Regions from separate parts of the Homo sapiens genome. Here region 1 is linked to region 2. A link is a loop called in an ENCODE intact Hi-C map of the cell type or tissue named here. Cell type or tissue: OCI-LY7. All regions are shown on one strand. Region 1 overlaps PDE8B (phosphodiesterase 8B). Region 2 overlaps S100Z (S100 calcium binding protein Z).

Evidence for each region. Hi-C counts contacts between places; a loop is a spot of excess contacts. Peaks named below come from ENCODE experiments on the same cell type or tissue, not always from the same donor. Only the 100,000 strongest peaks of a DNase experiment are listed, where the experiment ranks them.
Region 1: a loop joins it to region 2, with 19 times the contacts of the local background. A loop is called at or near these places in 11 of 110 quality-filtered maps.

The regions. Positions count from the first base shown.
Region 1 is chr5:77,238,232-77,240,731 of GRCh38, forward strand. All of the region lies in intron 1 of PDE8B (phosphodiesterase 8B), which reads left to right. Among named protein-coding and RNA genes, the nearest start is that of PDE8B, 29 kb to the left of the region's middle. In OCI-LY7, CTCF peaks have their summits at 1,116 (motif pointing left) and 1,322; a DNase peak (open chromatin) is centred at 1,110.
Region 2 is chr5:76,866,979-76,869,478 of GRCh38, forward strand. The region is part of intron 1 of S100Z (S100 calcium binding protein Z); the gene reads left to right. Among named protein-coding and RNA genes, the nearest start is that of S100Z, 18 kb to the left of the region's middle. In OCI-LY7, CTCF peaks have their summits at 1,309 and 1,510; a DNase peak (open chromatin) is centred at 1,313; H3K4me3 peaks cover 355 bases.

The DNA of each region.
Region 1 (2,500 bases), 370 kb after region 2:
GTTCAGGTTCCTAAGACTCTGTTTTTTTAGTTCAGTCTTTTCTCTTTTGTTCAGATTGGATAATTTGTATTGAATCATGTGCAAAGTTCACTGATTCTTTTCTTCAATCATTCTAACATTGAGCCTATCCAGTTGGTTTTTTATTTTGGTTATTCTATCCTTTAGTCATCAGATTTTCATTTGATTCTTTTTTATATCTTCTATTCTTTGCTGAGACTTTAAATCTTTCCAGTTGGTTCAAGTGTTAACTCTTGCTTATTGGAATTTTTTATAATAATTGCTTAGTCTTTGTCAGATAATTCCAGCATCTTTGTCATTTTTGTGTTGACATCTATATTACTGAGGGCTCTTCATAGAAACAGAACCAATAGGATACACATAGATATACAGAAAGTGGTTTATTACAAGGAATTGGCTCATGTAGTTATGGAGGCAGAGAATTCTCATGATCTGACATCTGCAACCTGGAGGCCTGAGAAATCTGGCAGTGCAGTTCTAGTTCAAATCTGAAGGTCTGAGAACCAGCAGAGTCAATGTGTAAATTCTAGTACGAGTCCAAAGGCCAGAGAACCAGGAGCACTGATGGCCAAGGGCAAGAGAAGATGAATGTGCCAGCTCAAGAAGAGAGAATGAATTTGCCCTTCTTCTGCCCTTTTGTTCTTTTCAGGCCTTCAACAGATTGTATGATGTCCACCCACTTGGTGAAGGTGAATGTCTTTACTCAGTCTACTAATTCAAATGCTAATCTTTCCCAGAAACATCCTTACAGATACACTCAGATATGTTTTAAAAGCTATCTAGGCATCCCTTAGCCCAGTCAAATTGACACATAAAATTAATCATCACAACATCTGTCAATTATCTTGTCCCATGCAAGTTGTAATTTTCCTGGTTCTTATGTCCAGGAATTTTAGATTGATTATAAGACTTTGTATCTTGATTAAATCTTATGGTGAATCTTGATATTTCCGTTTTAGCAGGGAATCAACCCTGTTGGGTTCAGACCACAATTTCTAGTCAGCCTTCTTTTGTGGTTATATCAATTACATTTTTAAAGCCTTTTCAATGCTCTTTGAATATGTCCCATGTGTATGCCACCCAGTGGCCAGTCTGTGACCTGAAAAGTGATCTGTCTCATAATTTAGTTCTCTGTAATGTGCTTTTTAGTGTTAGATCCATATATATGCAGCTTGGAGGTGATGCTAGCAGTACATAAACAACCTATGGCTTCGATTTTCCAAGCACTTCCTTGTTTGCAATCTCTTGGTATTTTCAAGTTCCCTGGGGCTACTGATATCTGGCCACCTTTCTTTTCTCTAATTCTTTGTACAATAAACAACACCAATCTTTTCTCTCCTTTACTGGATAATTTTAGTGTGGAAAATAACATCTAACCTTTCTGAAATCGAAATCCACACTTTTGATGAACATGATCCAATTCCAATCTCTTATGCTTATGTAACTTTAAAACTTTCCACACATCTTTCTAACAAACATGGGCTCCTCTAGCTTTAGCTGTATTGTAAGATCTTAGATGAGGTTAAACACCTTCCTGTTCAGAGCTTTCATTCTTGTAATAACCCAGGCTTGTCTCTCCAGAATGCTCTTCTACTTGGGTGGCTTTTAAAGCATGTTTGTTTATAGCTGCTCCTGGTCCATTATCCCCTGGGAACACAATGTTTTATAGGGGGTCCTTGAGCAGAAAAACACAGCAGCAACCCTAACCCTTCGACGTCAGTCTCTCCAAGTGCATCTAAGTTTAAGTGTTTTGCTTCCTTCATCAGTACTTTTTCTGTGATCCTTCCTTTTCAACAAGCTCTCCAGTAACAGCACAAGACAAAAGTTAAAATGAAGCTTTTTTTTTTTGTATTTCGTTTTAGTCATTCAATTGAGAGTTTTTTGAAAGGGCAATTTAAATTTGTTTTGTTTTGTTTTGTTTTGAGATGGAGTCTCGCTCTATTGCCCAGGCTGGAGTGCGGTGGCGCGATCCCGGCTCACTGCAAGCTCCGCCTCCCGGGTTCACGCCATTCTCCTGCCTCAGCCTTCCGAGTAGCTGGGACTACAGACGCCCGCCACCGCGCCCGGCTACTTTTTTGTATTTTTAGTAGAGACGGGGTTTCACCGTGTTAGCCAGGATGGTCTTGATCTCCTGACCTCGTGATCCGCCCGCCTCGGCCTCCCAAAGTGCTGGGATTACAGGCGTGAGCCACCGCGCCCGGCCAAGGGCAATTTAAATTTTAATTAAAACTCCGAGGTCACAGGAGGTCTCGTAGACAGGATTCTACTCATGTAGAAAGAAAGTAGAAACCATAAGATAACCTAGTGTACATCTGCCTTGTCACCAGTCAGATAATCCTATGCCAACATCTTCTCCATCACTAGGGCTAGCTATTAATATCTTTTCAGTAAAATATGCTATTTAAAGTGTTATACCCACACTAATTATTCAAACACATTCAAATTGAAATTAACTAAGCTGACAATTATTCAGTACCCATTT
Region 2 (2,500 bases):
TAAATGGCTGCATGATTTTATCTTTTGTCAGACAAGCATGGGTCTGAGTCTCAGCTCTGCTACGACATAGTTGTGCGATTCTAGGAAAGCTTCTTTCTTTCCTTTTAAAAATAGCTTTGAGTTATAATTGACACACAATAAACTGCACGTATTTAAAATACACACTTTGGTAAGTTTGACATCTGTATACACCAGTGACACCATCACCACAGTCAAGATAATAAACATACTCACCACCCTCAAAAGTGTCCACCCTTCTGAGGTCCGTCCCTCCCACTGAGATTCCTCATGCTGTTGCTAGGAAAATGATAGAACATTTGAATCTGGTTACATAAAAAGACAAAAACTGGAGAGTTTAGGAGGAAGCAACTTAGCCTCCTGTATGACTGTAGTCTTGGCCCCAGGGCAGTTCCTGGCTCAGACACTCTGGGGGTATCCTCAGTCTAAGGAGGGTGTCTGCCTGCCCGGTTGACAGGATGCCTCTTCTTCACATACGTCTTGTCTTTCAGAGTCCATGACCAATGCCTCACTTACAAATATCTTTTCTCCTTTTGCTCCCACCTTTGTGGATATTTACCAGTTTTTTTTCTCTAAAATCATCCTTACTTTTTTTTTTTCTTTTTTTTTTTTTGAGGTGGGGTCTCACTCTGTCTCCCAGGCTGGAGTATAGTGGTGTGATCTCAGCTCTCTGCAACTGAGTTCAAATGATCCTCCTGCCTCAGCCTCTCGAGTAGCTGGGATTACAGGCATGCATAACCATGCCCGACTAATTTTTGTATTTTTAGTAGAGATGGGGTTTCGCCATGTTGGCCAGGCTGGTCTCAAACTCCTGACCTCAGGTGATCCACCCACCTTGGCCTCCCAAAATGCTGGGATTACAGGCGTGAGCCACTGCGGCCGGCCACAGTCATTACCTTTAAGCTCCCCCCAAATCTGATCATTTCTCCCATTCTTTGCACACTATCTCAGACCTTTACGCCCTAAGGGCTATGACTCATACCAAAATTGCAAAGTGCAATGGAAATAATTAATAGAGCAAGCAAGGTGCATAGGATAACCCTCTGTGCTATCAACAGGTGTGTCTCCCCCTCCTGGGATTTCATGTCACCCGTAAATTTGTGTCTCTAGCCTGACAGATTCTTTTTGAGCCTTTTGACATTGCCTTTGTTTCTGAAAGTCTCCTGGAGGGCAGGGGCTGAGGCTGGGTTATATAAAGATAAGCCCCTGAAGAAAGGGCTTTATAAATAGGATTTCAAGTGCATTCTGGGAATTAGAGGGCTGCCAGGTGCAGTCCTGGAGATTGACACTAAGGGGCAGCATGTACCAAAGGATATATTTAGCTCTGCCAAAGCCCAGTAGAAACAAAGAGAAAATCACCTTGCTTTTAAACCCCAAGAGCCAAGATGTAGAAGCCACATTTTCATCTCTTGAATCAAATTACAGCATTACAATTTTCAATATCTATTCTATTAGGAGTTTTACCTGCCAACTGAGTTCTCCGAGTAAATTATTTTATGGTTAAATATGATATAAATATAATACTGTTGAGACCCATATACTCTGTAAGATTTACTGATTTTAGTGCATCTATAACTTCAACAACTTAATTTGGAATTAAATAATATTTTATTCCAAATTCAAACTCTTTTTTTTTTTTTTTTTTGCGACAGAGTCTGGCTGCAACACCCAGGCTGGAGTGCAATGGCATTATCTCGGCTCACGGTAACCTCTGTCTCCTGGGTTCAAGCGATTCTCCTGCATCAGCCTCCCGAGTAGCTGGGACTACAGGCGCATGCCACCACATCTCACTGCTTTTTGTATTTTTAGTAGAGACGGGGTTTCACCGTTTTGGTCAGGCTGGTCTCAAACTCCTGACCTCAAGTGATCTACCCGCCTCAGCCTCCCAAAGTGCTGGGATTACAGGCGTGAGCCACCACATCCAGCTCAAACTCTTTATATTCATTGACATGACTGTTGTCTGTCTGTCTGTTTCTCTTTCTCCCTTTGATGAAGCAAATTTTTATGTGGAATAAAGGCAATCAAATAATTATTTGGCAGTTAAACTAGACAAGGCCAACTCTTGGGGAATCTTATGTTTCCCTCTCTGATTGATTTGTTTATGAATTCATCCATCAGTGAGGATTTCTGAGCACTTCCATATGCCTGTCCCTGTGCTAAATGCTGTGGAATGCATAGATGAACCAGATATCAACCCTGACATCAAGGAACTCATTCAAAGTGTGGAGGGTGGGGAACATACGGCAGACAAAAAAAAACGTGATGTTGGGAATGTATGGTAAGTGCAATGATGAGAAAAACAAACATAAGGTAGGAAATAGGAGAGGACAGAGAAGGCACCTATCAGAGATGGGGGGATGTGGGGTGGGTAGTTGGGAAGAGTGCAGGAAAATGTCCAAGAGGAGATGACATTTGAACTGATCTTAAAGGAGCAGATGGAATTAGCTTTCCACACAGTGTGCTCAGAACCTGCAAAGGCATG